Regions from separate parts of the Homo sapiens genome. Here region 1 is linked to region 2. A link is a loop called in an ENCODE intact Hi-C map of the cell type or tissue named here. Cell type or tissue: mammary epithelial cell. All regions are shown on one strand. Links, peaks and the distances in the headings refer to the core of each region. The heading gives the core; the rest is flanking DNA.

Evidence for each region. Peaks named below come from ENCODE experiments on the same cell type or tissue, not always from the same donor. Only the 100,000 strongest peaks of a DNase experiment are listed, where the experiment ranks them.
Region 1: a loop joins it to region 2, with 7 times the contacts of the local background. A loop is called at or near these places in 2 of 110 quality-filtered maps.

Annotation. Positions count from the first base shown.
Region 1 is chr2:146,729,949-146,738,300 of GRCh38, reverse strand. No RefSeq gene overlaps it. Among named protein-coding and RNA genes, the nearest start is that of LINC01911, 100 kb to the left of the region's middle. In mammary epithelial cell, for the core only: a CTCF peak has its summit at 4,041 (motif pointing left); no DNase peak of the experiment used is centred there.
Region 2 is chr2:146,870,955-146,879,306 of GRCh38, reverse strand. LINC01911 (long intergenic non-protein coding RNA 1911) reads right to left here. Exons shown (of 7, transcript NR_187170.1): 7 at 1,087-1,385. Among named protein-coding and RNA genes, the nearest start is that of LINC01911, 37 kb to the right of the region's middle. In mammary epithelial cell, for the core only: a CTCF peak has its summit at 4,705; a DNase peak (open chromatin) is centred at 4,806; H3K27ac peaks cover 783 bases.

The DNA.
Region 1 (8,352 bases), core at 297-8,296, 140 kb after region 2:
TCTTTGAGATGGAGTCTTGCTCTGTCGCCAGGCTGGAGTGCAGTGGCGCGATCTTGGCTCACTGCAACCTTCGCCTCCTAGGCTCAAGTGATTCTCCTGCCTCAGCCTCCCGAGTAGCTGGGACTACAGGCGCGTGCCACCATACCCAGCTAATGTTTGTATTTTTAGTAGAGTCAAGGTTTCGCCATGTTGGCCAGGATGGTCTTCATCTCTTGACCTCATGATCCGCCTGCCTTGGCCTCCCCAAGTGCTGGGATTACAAGCTTGAGCCACCACGCCTGGTCATTCAAGGCCTCTTAAAGCTAAAAAATTGACATTTAGACTTTTACTGCTGAAGAGGAATAGCCTTGAATGCAACATTTAGAACAATTAGGTGGATGTATAGCTAAGTAAATAACTTTACTTAAAATATATTCACTAAATAGATGGGAAGTTACAGCATTCTATAAAATCAGATTATATGTTGAGCTATGTCATGTTCTATATTTTTCTCAATGACTTGAATGAATGAATTCATAGAAGGCAAGCTTATCAAATTATCAGGTGACACAAAGCTGGGAGAAAAAGTTAATATATGCACTGTCGAAGTTAAAATTTGAACAGATTTGATGTAAAAAAAACTAACAAGATATGAGTTAAGAGGATTTTTTTAATTTTAAAGATGATGCTTAATGGAGAATTTTCTTTAAAAAAAAAAAAGAACAAGAACTTGTATTCCTTGAAAAGTTGTGAATTGCAGACTCAAGATTCAAACTAACTTGACAGCCTAGAATTCTGGGTAGAATTGAACAAGATGATTAACAGTAATCCGTGCTATTCAGCCTGAAATAAAACCAGCTTTGATAGTACATCTCCTCCTTGAAATGTGTTCTTCACTTGCCTTCAGGAAATAGCACTCTCCTGATTTTCCTCCTGCTCTACAGACCATTTCTCAACCTCTGTTACTAGTTAGTTCACCCTCATCTCCTGTACCTCTGAAAATTGGAGAGCCTCAGTTTCTGTACCTCCGTTTTCATCTCCACTCCTTCCTTTTGTGAGTGAGTTCTGATTCATAGCATTGGTTCCTTTATGTATGGGAACTTCTCCATTTTTAAGTCTCAAGCCTACACCTGTCTCTGAACTCTGGGTTAATATATTCAGCAGCCTACTGGGATATGAATTCTCCACTTGAATTTCCACTAGATTTCTCATACTTAACCTGACTGAATTCCTAAATTTCTCTTCAAAACTTAACTAACTTTAGTTTTCTCACCTTAGTTAATGGTACTTCCATTCTTCCTGCAGTTCAGGACAAAAAAAATTGGAGTCATCCTTGATTCCTCACGTTTTCTAACACCTCAAATCTAATTAGTCAGAAAATTACCTGAAGATTTCTGATTCCTAGGTTTTCAACATCCCCAATACTGGCACTCTGATCAGCTCTACCCTCATCTCTCACCTGGATATTGCAGTAGCCTCGCAACTGTTTTCCTGTGTCCACCCTTGCAGCATTCAATGTACTTTGAATGCTATAGTTCAATAATCTATCTTACATTTAAATAGATATTACTTCTCAGCCCACAATCTTCTAATGGTGTACCTTCTCACTCAGGATGTACTCCTATCGTCTCTTTACAATATTCTTCAAGTCGCTACTACTGCATTCCATTTCTGACCTAATGTAATTTCTGCTGCCACAGTGACCCCTTCTATTCCAGGCCTGTTCCAGACCTGATCTTGCCTCAGCCATCTGCATGTTGCCTATAATGCTTTTCTCTGAGATCTCTTTGTGGCTCACTCCTTTATATCCTTCAATTTTTTATTCGGATATGACTCTCTAAGTGAAACGGTCTCAATTCCTTTATTTAAAATTTCTATTCCACCTAATGAAAACTTGCTTCCATACTTAACTTTTCTCCATGACATATATTACCCTCTGAACTAAAATATAATTTATATATTTTATTATCTTTATTTCCCCTGACATAAATTCCATAATGACAAGGACTTCTTCCTGTTTTGTTCACTGTTCTGTCCCTCACTCTGAGAATAGTGTTGGCATATAGTAGGTGTGCAGTAATTATTTCTGAATAAAAGCATCGTTATGGGAACAAATTAAAGGATGAGTAAATAAAGGTACTGTGAAACGGATGTAGAGTATAACATAACCAGGTAAAATGTTCATAATTGTGAGGCCTCTAAAAAAGAAAAACATCCAAGTTTATAGGAATGGGGTCCAGAAAAAGAAATATAAAAACCCTCTGTTTCCTGCACCAGCACAAACTTTTCATTTTGCATTCACGCCTTTGAAGAGGACACTTGAAAAACATCTGTGTATCAAGAAGATTCTGAAGAGAATGTTTAAAAGTTTTCAAAAATAATTTAGAGATCATAGATATAATAGAGTAGGAAATTGGAAAAGTTGAATTAAATTAATATACTTCACATGTTTGAGGTGTTAAAAATGAATTAATCTTATAATGAGTAGATTCAGAAAGAATAGTAACAATAGGTGAAAAATGCTGATGCAGGTTCAACATTTGAAAAGTTGTCTTCAATATTCTATACAATTAATATTTTTAACTGTATGGTCTATAATAGTAGGAAGCTTCCTTTTCCAGGGAGAGCTGAAGTAGAAGGCAGATGGTTAACTGTGTAGAAAATTATCAAATGAGATGTGCATTGGATGGGAGGTGAGGCTTGTACATCCCACTTGAAGTCTTACGTTGCATATTTGTTTTCTATTAATAGGCATATATCTATGTACAAATAAGGCTAAATGAACAGCCATATGTCTAAGTATATATATCTATATATGAGATTAGATTTATGTGTATCTACATATATATGCATGTATATGCCAGTTTTATTGATATGGACATTAAATGGACCCTGGAGACCACCTCATTGCATACAAAACTCATCTTGTAATATCAACCTTTGCCTAAGCTCAGAGTTCAGCTACTACAACCTGTTCTCTTGCCTTATTTTCTCTTTTGTAGGGAAATAAAATTTCATCCACAAAAGTCTTTGGATAATAAGCATAACTTTGGGCTTTTAAGATCAAATCTAGGTATGCTGTTAAATATTTTTACCAGACATTACTTACTGCTAAACCTAAGTTTTAAATTTTCTCGAGTATAAATCATTTTCTACAGAATATACAATTATAATTACAGTTCTATTTTACAGGACATATTTCTATTGTATAAGTTCTTAAACTTTTCCAAATTCGTGCAATTTTCTGGAAATGACAAAGCATCAAGTGTGAAGTTTACTTGTTGAAACATGGGGTTATCTTTTGTTTACTGAACTAGGTCAAAGGGAAAGTGATAACAAAAAGTCAATGAGCTGGCAAGGTGAGTAAAATTCTCTATTGTCTCAGAGAGCAGATGTTACATTTATTTTCTCCGCAAAACATGTAAGAATGTTAGGTGAGAATTTTCAGTTGTACTTTAGAAAAGATTCCCTTATGATTGAACTGCTTGCAAAAGTTGATGACATGGTTGTCAAAGAATCACCTAGTTTATTGGGTTTAAACATTCAAGTGGGTCAATGTTTACAAGAATAACAATTTTAAAATGACTTCATACCAGTGCTTCTTAAATGTTAAAACGCATGAGAATTACCTGAGGAGCAACATAAAAATGAAGATTACTGGGGCTGACCTGTAGATATTCTGATTTTGTAGGTCAGAGTAAGGCACAGAGGTATGCTTATTTAATGAGCGTGAACCTCTAATGTCTCTCTACTACTACAGTATAGGTCGTCCATGGATCACGCTTTGCCTAACACTTATAAACCTTCATGTAGATCCATATTTTTAAATCAAAGGTATCTTTTGTATGCCTGATTCATACTATATAGTTATAGAAAGAGTATTAGTCCTTTGGTGTTAAGGCTGAGACTTTTATTTTATTTATTTTTTTCCTACAGAATGTGTTTATTCTAACAAATCATTTCTTGTCTTCCAAAATGTATACGGAAAAAAATAGCAAAACAATCTTTCCTAGCGGTGGTCGGCTCACTTTACAGATAACATTTTTGGGGAGATAGCACCCTCATGTGGTAATATGATGCTACAAATATTCTGCTGTTATATTGTATGTGTTGAGCAACCACAAGCTAATAGTTGCTGGTAACTTGTACCACCAACCCGTTGCATCATATTTCTAAAGAGCTTTTAGAGCAACTTTATTAAACCTAAAGAAGACATTCATGTGCAAAAATTAATACATTCCCACTGTATATTTTCATATTCCAATAACTGTGGCTTCCTTTATTGAGTCAAGAAACCTATATCAATGTTTCTGTTAAGTTATAATAAATGACTACACCAAATTAAGCTTCTGGGGACACAGAGCTCATCAGCACACAAACACAGCATTCTATTATTAGTCTAGTGGTTTTCCTGGACCGTGGGAATAATTTCATTATGCTCCAAAGTCATAAATATCAAGAATATTCTGAGATTTAGGGAAATTTTGAATAAACACTAAGTGATTCAGAACAACAATAAAAATAATTTTTCCCATAAATGAAACTGCCCTGAACTTGAGCATGAAGTCCTATGAATGAAAAACATTTCTGTAGAAGGCAGATATCCTGCTCACTTTACTGCTGTTTGGGGAATACCAGACCTTCTAAAAAACAGAAGCAATAACTCCAGCTGAAAGAATAACAGTAACCCTACTAGACAAAAGAATGTTGGAGTTAAATATGCACTCTTGATTAAAATGTACAATAATGTAAGGGAATAATTGTGAATGCTTACAGTGAAATTGATAAATCATTTAAAATAAAATGCTATTTCAGTGTCATAATTGGCCATGACTGTTATATAAGGAGGGGAGTTCACTTAACATATACCTCCCTTCTCCCAGTGTATACAGAAGTTAATCTGATTACACAGTGACTTCTCAAAAATTGTATCCTTCTTGGAAAAGTGTTACTTTGCTGTGGTTTTAAAAGCATTTGCGTTTGTTTTTTTCTATTGGATATTTTCTTTCTTTGACAAATGTCACTTACCCCATAGTTAAAGGTTTTTTTTAATAGTTATAATATAGATTTGCTTTTTATTAATACCATTTCAATATAAGCAAGAGGCATGTGCTCATTATAAATAATATAGTAACAATTAAAGAGAGAAAAGTATGTCACCTGTTAGAACCTCTCCTTCCCACACGTCCTTGGGATAATGGACAAGTGTGTGTGTTTGGTGTGTTTGAATTCAGTATTTTCATTCATGCGAAGAATATCTTTACAAATAATTACAATGTATATAGAGAAAATATATATGAATATATATACACGTTTATACTTGTAATCATATTGTATATATATATTTATATCTTTTGACATTGTACCAGGAAAATTTTTCTGTTAATCAAATGTTCAAAACTCTAGTATATGAATATATATAACAGTTGCTGGTATCTTGTACCACCGACCCGTTGGATCAAATTTCTAAAAAGCTTATATATACTCTAAAGAGTATATATATACTCATGTATATATGTACTCATGTAAATGTATAATACAAATGAAACTCATAATAATATATACACCCTATTAATAGTATATATATATATGCTCATGTAAGGATCAACATTTCTTTGGCCATGTTTTTAAAAATTTGGAGGTGCTTTCAGTGTTTTAATAGTAATAAATAGCTTAATAGTATTTATCACATGAATTATAATATTGATTATCATTATATCATGATTATCATCATAATCAGTGCTATAAATAACAAATCAAGAAAATAAGAAAGCCTAAGAAAACTATAATAATGAAGATAGTCATACAGAAGATTCATGAAGAATTTGAATAAGATAAAAGTTTATTGAGGATTTGAATCCAACAATACAAATGATTGATATCACCATGTATGAGAAAAAAACATTGATAATGACTAAGAACAAGAAAATCTACAGTTGATGGTATAAACTGAGAATTCTTTAGCTACACAGCATGTAGTTGACCTAAGGCAAGGCAATGACATTTTCAAATATATGAGGCTCAGGAGTTATACAGTCCGGACATTCTTCTAAAATTTTTACTTGACATAACTCAGCCAAAAGCAAAAATAAATAAATAAATAAAATTATTGAATTAATCAGTTTAATATGTGAGTTTATTTTATTTATTTATTATCTTTCCATTCAGCTTGCATTTTCCTGATGGCCTAAAATTAGCATTCACAGAATTCTAAAATTAACTTATAATTTAATTTAAATAATTTTCTAAAAGTTTATTTTGTAAATATCAGAACACATAATAGAAAATGAAAGTTATATGACATAATGTACTAGAAGGAACACTAAATTTTAGCAACCAGAAGGCTCTAGCCTTAGTTTATAAGAAACTTAATTTATTCAAGTCTATAAATATTCCTAAATGCTGGTCTTTTAGACATGAACTGGTTTTTAAGATAACCTCTATTTTGCTGATTTTGCTGCTCTTTAAAATAGTTTCTTGATTACTTATTCATAACATGAGTTAATGTTATTAATCATATGTATCACTGAAGGATAATACTTCAAAGATGAATAAAGTAACACTTTTTAATATAGGCATTAGCATCTGCCTAGCTTATTACCTTTCTAATGAGAATGAGAACCAGTATATTACAAACAACAATATTATCAGTGTAGCCCAAGACTATCTGTGGACCTGTAGGAAGCCGGGATCCAGCCCCCTTATTCACCTTTCCATTGCCAATATCCCACCCAAATGCTTACTCCACTTGCTGTTTCGTAAACTATTGTGGAATTAATTAATCAATTGATTAGCTAGTTAGTTAAAAAGGAAACTTAAAAAACTTTTCTAATAGTGGAAAGGTCTTAGGATTTGCTAAAGGAAAGAAGATTTGTTGAGAAAAGCCAATTCTACTCATTAAAATTAATTATGTTAATATTATGAAACATTAACTTAGATATAAGCATATTTGAAAAATTAAAAATAATCAGATATAGCTACAATGTGGGTCTGTAGTTAGCAACTCAACTTTTTTCACAAAAAAAACAACAGTCTGGCTAGCTGTTCATCAATTTCCCTTTCTTCTCACATAAACAGGCTATAATATTCTATACCACACAGCACAATAGTTCATATTAGTATGGCTCTATATTTGCATTTGAATTTATTTATAAATTTCAAAGTTTTGAGTCATTGTGCATGCAGCTACTGAAAGAACAGCATTTAAACTATGATCTTAATCAATGGTATTTCTATGGCTCATGCTTTTACTTTCCATTTGGGATTTATATACACTGTAAGCAAGTAGAGGACAGTCACAGCATTTGCGAAACTTCTTCTTTAGCATCCTATAACATGCATATTATGTTTTTGTTCAATTTCTTTTTCCCTAGCTTTGAGCACTGAATCTAAGAGTCAGACTGTTTACTGTATTCATGAAAATTTGGAGAAAAGTAATGGGTTTTGTAAGTTATAGCAATTCTATTATATTTGGTTTTTAAAATCTGAATCTAAGTCTTCCTTTATATTACTGATAACTAAAGAAAGGGGACCCTTAATTGAATTTGTGCACAATATCTGTTTTCTACTTTCTCTGATTCACTAGCTTTTTGACTTGGACAACACTTTCCGCTCCCCGCCCACCCCCCCACAGTTTCATGACCTGTGAAAGAAGAGAATTAAATATATACCCTCAAATGTCTGTTTTGTCTCTAAAATACAAATCTGAAAAAAAGTTAAATTAAAACATAAGAAAATGCCATTTTCTAGGTCAAATTGTTGAGTATTGACATTTTATTTGATTTGATCTGGTAATTGAATATTTTGTAGGCCTAAAAATATTTGTCTTTGTTTCATGAGGTGGCATTGCTAGTAGACACCTTTGAGATTATGCCCTCTTTTTCTTTCTTTGTTAGCCTGGAATTCTGAGCTCTATTACAGCGGGGACTCTGTTTATTTATGTTTTATGCCCCAGTGCCTGGAACAGTGCCTGACAAATACTAGACTCAGAGTAAATGTTTGCTGAAGGAATAGTGTTGTGACTTAAAATGATCAAATTTTACAGAATTGTAATTATTAATAATGATGATAATCAGACATGTTAAAATACTAGAGTAGATAATACCAAAGGTGAAATTTTTGACAGCTCTGTTAATGGGAAGGTGACAAGTTAATGTTAGCTAAAATAATCAAAGGTGTGGCACGTCAGACAAAGATGTAAAAGCTGTGTCAGCTTAGTTCAGGGCTTACACGTGGTTTTATGAATATTTATTTTACAATTATATGGATTTTTATGATTACAAATATTTTTTCATATTAGAAAATATAAACATATAGACATGGTTAAAGGAAAAAATTACAGTATTATTACCCAGAGAAAATTATAAAATCAGA
Region 2 (8,352 bases), core at 32-8,031:
TATATTGTACTTTCCAAAGTACGACTCATTCTTTCAAACGTTTATGTCTCATGCTTGAGTCTTTCTAAAAATTAATATCTCTATTCTTGGCACAATATATACTTGCCAAATATTTATTGAATTAAAAGCTTTCCAGTAACATAATGCCAATAACATAGAGGAAACTTACAAAACAAGCTATCCTTAGAAAATGAAAAATAAAAAAATGGCCAAAGGATTACTGGCCCTTTGATAATGGTTCCTTAGTATCTGCACAGAATAAAGAGGGAAGTGACAATTACAGCTTTACTTGGGAATTCTAGATTCAGCCATTTACTAAAATACTTTCATTTTATACATCTGTATTTCCTAATACATAATATATAATGTAGATATAGATCTATATTTCATATATCTATATGTATACACATGCATATATGTTCATATGTATACATTATGTGTATATATGCATGCATGCATGTGTATTATATATATAATATCAGTGATCTCTCTTTTTCTATACATATGCATTTTTAGTTGATGGGGTATCTGTAAAAATGCTGTGCTTCTGCCAGCCTAGCTTTCCAAACAGGTCTCATAGAAACAAATGAAATAATCAAAACAACTCCTGTCCCTCCTTCAGCCACACTATTAGTTACCTGTTGAGTAATTTATTTTGCTGAAGATTTCGGAATCCTAAGGTTTAGAAATGAACAATAAATAGATAATCTATAGAACAAATCATACAATAAAGTTGATAATTTAAAAGAAGAAAAGTACCCAGAATATTTCTACTTAAAGGTAAGCTTTTCATATCTTAGGGCATTTTACTTTGTTTTGTTTCACTCTGAAGATCCACAGCTAGCCTTCAAAGGTTTGTGGGCCCCATTGAAATCATATGCTACATTTTGCAATATGTACATTTTTCTTAGGAAAGGTTTCTGGCCTTTTTTATGTAAAATTAAACTTTCAAGATCTACACCCTTCAAATGTTCTATTTTGTCCATTTAATGTGTTAGACAGTAGGATAAATATTTGATAAGGATAGTAAATATAGTAATACTTTACATATAGATAATAATTTCAAATTATTCACATCTCCGTATCTTTTTGACAACTCTAAGAAGTAGAGTATTTTTAATATTCATTTTGATAATGAAGAAATTGAAATTCAGATATCAAGCATCTTGCATAAATGAGTTTTTACATGGTAGACAACGAAACCATTTCTCCCATCTTCAAATCTGCAACTCATCTCAGTAGGCTTGTTCCTTGCCCCACCAGTCTTGTGCTCTTCAGGAATTTCTCTTCCTCCATCTGTTTTCCCATACACATGAGCATGATCAGTTCTTGAACAGCTTGTCCAAATGCTCCCTGTCCCACTTCCTACCATGGTTCCAGGTCTTCTGAGCGTAGAAGAAAAAACAGATCAACAGAATTGATATTTTGAGCTGGCAATCTGGAAGTCAGAATGGTCACACTTCATTGTTGGGTCACAGTAGTGGCACAGAGGAGTGCAAACATAATTATCAGAAAGAGCTTTGTACTGGAAATTCGGAGGCAGAGGTACAAGAAAAGGAGTGAACTTAGAATAAAGCAGGCAGGAGAAAGGCAAAGAGAGATATGTCAGCTGGTGTCATGGACCTAGGCTCAAATAGAAAAGATTCCTTTTCAGCACTAGAATTGTAAAACCTTACTAATGCTGGGAGAGCCTGTTCCCAGTAGCTTTTAGTGACTCTGTCTCTATCAGTAACTACTCTTTAAATCATCCTCCCTAGACAAAAGAAATGCATCAAAGGAAGGAGTAAAGAAGTTGAGGCCAAAACAGTCCATCTGACCCAACTCCCTAGGGAAATCTAAAGCATCTTAACTCTGCAGTGCCACCTTTATACTGCATGGATTCTAGTCCATTGAATCTTTGCAAGCCAAAACCATCTTTATTATTTTTCTCACGCAAACCTGACATCCTTTATCAGACTGGGAACATAAGTGTTTCTTCCTTCCTCCTCTTCATCCTCTTCCTGGAAGCTTTCACCTACCAAAACTAACAAAAACTTTTGCAATGTAATTTAAGCCTGAGAAGAGATAATACTGTGTTATGGTTCCTGAGGACCTGAGATATATCTCATTCATTCTTACTGTTTGCATTAAGAAATTGAGGTCCAGAAATATCACATCACCTAATTGGAGGTAGATGCCTTGGGCCTTTGGATCCCTGGCTCAGACCCACCCCCTCTGTACTGTGAAATGTTCAGTACATACATTGTCAATAATATTGCTTAACTGACTGACAGGAAAGGAAGTTAGTCACTGCTACTTATTCTTGGTATTAAGTTCAATATATGTATTCTATTTATCTAGAAACATAAATAAATTCAGAACCCCTTGGTACTTATTTTTCATATCAGTGCATGCATGCAGCAGATTAACCAAGTCAATATTTATCCCTACTTCAGACCATTTAGTTTTCTGTCTTACCAAGACAAGCATTGTGATTGGGCATATCCTAGGATACAAGAAGTTTCCACAAATCTATAGATATTCCCCACCACTAAGGGAACAATACACTTTGTAAACAAATGCTGTTTGTGTCTATGAGGACATGCAAAGCACTACAATGTACCTATCAGGGTATCTCAACACTCTTCCCTGCTTAGTCTCAGAGTCCTAGACATTGGTGGTGAAGAAAGGATGGAGACAGGAGAGAGAATGGACAATGTTAAGTGATACCTGAATTGACCTGTAAAGTCAGAGCAGATTTCAAAGAAAAATTGCAAAGCTAGTGAAGTTTCTCTTTGGAATTTTTATTCATTTCCAGATGTCTATTTTAATCAATAAGAAAACTTCTTGTCTGCTGAACTACTGGGGTGCTGATCCCAAATGGGTTTCTGGCTGACCTGAACCTCACTTTCTCTGGCATGTAGCATTGAGGAGAGAGCAAAGGTTTTGCAGTCCTCTCTTTGCTCTGCTAAGATAACCGGCACTGTTCCATTTGGGAACCGTTGGGAACAGCATTTGTCCAGCGCTGGGAGAGATGGCCTTCCCAACCTCAATTTCTCAATGATAGACATGGAACATAATTTGTAACTCTAAGCCACTGAAATTTTGTATCCGTGTGTTACAAAATCCTAAGCATAAATTAGCCTTTCCTAACTAATACATTCCTCCCCGCTTTTTCCCCTCCTAGTAAAAAATTAATGGAGTTCTGTTTATGGAACAGGAGATTAGAAAGTCACTCATTGTCTTGGTCGGCTCAGGACACTATAGCAAAATACCATATCCTGGGTGGTTTAAACAACAGACATTTATTTCTCACAGTTCTGGAGACTGGAAGCCCAAGTTCAAGATACCAGCGTATCTGGTTCCTGGTGAGAGCCTTTTTCCTGGCTTATAGACAGCTGCAGGGCTGGGGTGAAGATCTTGTGTTTCTTCATTTCCTTATAGTGGCAGTAATCCCATCATGAGGGTCCCACTTTCAGGACCTAATCTAAACTCAATTACCTCCCAAGAGCCCTACTTCCAAATACTATCACGTTGGGAGATAGGGCTTCTATATATGAATTTTCTGGACACATTCAGTCCATAACACCTACATATTACAACTAGTAATACAGGCAGAATGAACAGTGGCATTCTAACACCAATTTAGTTGAAGGTAAAGCAGTGCATCCTATTAAAAGCAAACCTGGTGAAATGAGAGGGAAGAATGAGTGAGTGGTTCTTCCATTTAGAGGTGGCTGAGGGGCACAGTGCATAAGAGAAATGATGTTATGTGACATTTCCTATATTGGCATTTCATCCCAATCTCTACTAGATTAACAACCCTGAAAAATTTTCTCAACTTCCCTGAGCCTCAGTTTCCTCATCTGTTAAAAATATATATATATTTCTCATATTGTTGTTAGGGGGATTAAATGAGATAACACATATAAAATACCTAGCATAATGCTTGGAGATTAGCAGTACATTTAATAAATAGAACAATTATTTTTATATTTTTATTCTAACAGTTTTTTCATCTCATCTCAATTCCTGTCTGATTACAGCCATGCATGCTTCAGCAGTGTAAAAATAATTATTTTCATTCATTTGAATGGCTTACCACTTTTGCCTAATGATGTGTAGCACAATAGCTGTTATACATATCATTAAATATGTGTCTGATTAATCTTATTATAATTTTAATTGCAACATGAAATTCCTCTCATGCATACTCAGCCATCAAAGGCTGTTGTTCATGAAACATGGCTGGCTACTGTCAACCTGAAAGAATTACAGGGAACATTGATCACATATAGTATATATCATAGACCTAAGAACAGCCTTGCACAAAGGACAGAAAACAAATTTGGGAGTCATATACACCAAGAACTGAAAGCTTTACCCAACCACTGTAATTTATTCAACTTTCTTCTGAGAGTTTTTCTCTGAAAAATGTGGCCAGTGATACCCACCATGTAGGATCTTGTGAGGAATCGAGATATTTTATGTAAGGTGATCAACAAGGACCTTGGAACACAATAGACAGTTAATTATATTAGATATTACTACTTTCATACTTTTGGACTTTAACTTGGAAGGGACTTCCAGAAGCCCATAGTATTAACCACCTCTGCTTCAAAGGCGAGATGTTGTCACCTCCCCCACTCTCATTTTCTACAAACACAGGGTATAAGACACCAGCATGATTTGCCCAAGGTTAGGCAGCTTGCAAGTGAAGGAGGTAGAAGCTGAGCCAGCAGTGGGTGCCCCACCTCTTCCTTTACTTCCTTCTTTCACTCAGCTCATGCCCGTGGTTGGCGAAACAACCCAAAGCACACATTCTTCTGGTGCTGAGTCAGTGGCATCCTGTGCCTTCCCAAAGAGAGGAAGCACATTTGAGTCAGGAGGAAATGGAATTGCCAAGTAGGAAAAGAAATCCGAGAACAGAGGACAGCCGACCTGTTCTGTGCTATAAATGTGGCAAAAAGCCACATTAAAGTGGTTCTGTAGACTCAGTAATCTTGAGAAAATTAAAATCTGTCAGTATCTGAATCTACATTCCTCCTTCAGGAAGGAAACTAGAATGACTTCTTGTTAATAAGAACCTGTCTTCATAAGGCCTAAACCCCAAGTTTCCCAGGAGACCTGGCCCTCCCTTTGGCTGTCATCCCTGAATACTTTCTTTATCATTTAGGTCTCCTTCACCTGAGTCTGACTCAGTGTACAGATGGAGCAAGGAATCTGAGCTGTCCCAGATGCTGGCTGCACACTGTCATTGTAGTAGTGGCTGCTCATTCAAGGACCCCATCTAACACGTGCAGTCCCATCTCAGAATGGGTAGCTGCTTTCTCAGAAGGTTTAGTGCTGGTGCATAAACCTTGACTCAGAGCCCTATGAGGCTGATAGAAAAGTCAGACTTGACTACTCGATTTCTTTCCTTTCCATTATCACTGTGACCTAGTTTTCTCTCCAAAGCCATGGGGACAGTGTGTTAATGGTGGTTTGAACCTTGGCATAGTATCTCACTGGGAGGTGAGTCACTTTTCTTCTCAGGTGTTCCAATGAAACGGTCATTGCAAGGATGAAATAAAAGACTATGGCTGAATAGACTAGATATACATTAGGTATGAGGAAAATGATACTGTGCCTTTATTTGCTGCAAAATAAAAGCTAAGTTTAGAGAAAGAGCTATAATAAATATAAATATTTCTGATAATTTCAAACTGATAGGGTTAAAGATAGAGGAGAGTGCTACTTCCCCATCATGTTGAATATCTCATTTTCTATAACCATTACTTAAAATTTATGATGAATTTATGAAAAAAAATTTAAAGTTTATATGGAGAAGCAGTGAGACTTTAGAGAGTAATTAATATATATATATTAGGTATTCATTTCCATTTTAATTGAAATGACTTTTCATACATCAGGAAAACCTTTAATAAAGGAAGCAAAACTAGACGTTTGACATGACACTTTGTTGATGAATTCGGAGTATTGAAGCAATTTGAGGGTAAATATTTTTCTGGTTATGATAGAATCAAGTTGTGATTTTTCTGGTTATGAACTTGTGGTTTGGAAGATTAAGAGCTTTGTTGCCAGAGAAGTTGTTTTTCATCAGCTTGGGCAGTTTTGTTGGGTTCTTCAGTAAGGTCCTGGCAAAAGCCAGTCTCATGATTAAAGCTGAAAATCCCATGATGCTCCATGAATTTTTTAAACCTAAATATATTCATAATAATAAACACATGGTATCTCAATGTCCTTCATAACAATTTTGGAGAAGTGGGGAAGCAGTTAACTTCTTTTTGTCTGCATTAAGTGTCAATGAAGGAGAAAATGGGCTTTTATATAGGTTCTATAAGCTGGAAGTTCTGAAGCATTTTCTATAAGTCATATCATCTATACTACTAAGAGTTCAATATGTTATGTGTACAATTTGTTTATATCAATATACCCACGTATAACACCATTGATGCCACGAAGAGTTAGAAAAAGTAACACTGTGGAAATGTTAGTGTGAGCCAGTATTGCCTGTTTGTATGGCTTGATGATTTCAAGCCTATCTGGCACATAAGCCATATGGGGCTATTCCTGGAATGTGATTTCCATTTGGGCTCAGTCCTATGACTAGCTGATAAGGGCTGTGGAAATGTATATGAGAGGAAATTTGTAGCTGTTATACCCTCATCTAGATAATCAAATTGAGGCACCTATAGATGAATAGCTCCAAGTTCTGTCTACCTTGCAGACTACTGAGGAAGATGAAATGTCAGTAAGTGGACCCATACAGTTCAAACCTGTGTTGTTCAAGGGTCACCTGTATAGTACTTGCAGTTTTCTGGAAAGTGTGTTAAGTTTCATGTTGAAAAAGTATTGTTGCTGCATAACCATCCAGGTACAATTCTTACCATGTTCTCTTGTTTCTTTAAATTAAATGAAAACTTTCACAAACTCCTTCCCTTATCTCATAGCCCAATTTTCAGGAAGTCTAGAATTTTGCTCTTGTCTCATTTGCCCTCATTTTACCAATGAGGAGACAGTTTCATAGCATGAGAGGGATAACTGCTGAGTTAGGTTAACAAAAATTATTGACATAAGAGAAGGCCCTTGGGAACAGTGACAGGATTGTTACTTAGACCTTCTTTTCTTGGGTCATTATGAACTTGAAAAGGAAATCTATGTTCCATCTCTCTTGTTTGTGTTCTTAAGAGTGAAGCAAGGAGATTTAATACTTAAAAAAAATGCTGGAATAGGGCATACCTACTGTATGTCAGGCACTGAACTTGTGCTAAGGATACAGCTGTGAAAAAGACAAACATAATTTACATTCTCAAATGCCACTGTGAAAAGATAAGCGAACAAATAAGTGGTGAATACGTTGGGGACTAGTTCTTCCATTGCAAAATTACTACTATGGGAACTTACAGCAAAACAGCTAAAGTACAGTAAGGTTATCTTTTATAAAATTAACCAGAAATAACTACAGAATTTTGGAGTTGTAGGTTGGGCGCCGTGGCTCACACCTGTAATCCAAGCACTTTGGGAGGCCGAGGCAGGTGGATCACCTGAGGTCAGGAGTTCGACACCAGCCTGGCCAACATGATGAAACCCCGTCTCCACTAAAAATACAAAAATTAGCCAAGCATGGTGGTGGGCACCTGTAATCCCAGCTACTCAGGAGGCTGAGGCAGGAGAATCACTTAAACCTGGGAGACAGAGGTTTTAATGAGCCAAGATCATGCCATTGTACTCTAGCCTGTGCAACAAGAGTGAGACTCCACCTCAAAAAAAAAAAAAAAAAAAAAAAAAAAAAGGAGAAGAAGAAATTTGGAGTTGTAGACACCCTTTGTGAGAGGCTTTGGACAGATATAGAATCTCTGGCCTGTTTAGGAAAAGAAGGGACATCAGTTTCCTACTACTTAACAAATGACTACAAACTTAATGGTTTCAAACATATTATCTTAAGAGCTCTACAAGTTAGGAGTCTTATAGGACTAAAAATATCAGCAGAGCTATGTTCCCTCTGGAAAGTCTAGGGAGATTGTGTCCTTGCCTTTTCCAGCTTCTAGAGCAAGCTTGTCCAACCCGCAGGGCACACGTGGTGCAGGATGGCTTTTAATGCGGCCCAACACAAATGTGTAAACTTAAAACATTGTGAGATTTTTTTTTTGCGATTTTTTTTAAAGCTCTTCAGCTATCATTAGTGTTAATATATTTTATGTGCGGGCCCAGACAATCCTTCTAATATGGTCCAGGGAAGCCAAAAAATTGGACACCCCTGTTCTAAAGGCTTCTGACCATCCTTGGCTCACAGCCATGTCACTCAACTTCTGCACATCTTCTTTGCCTCTAACTCTCTTGCATCCCTCTTTCACCTGTAAGGACCTGTAT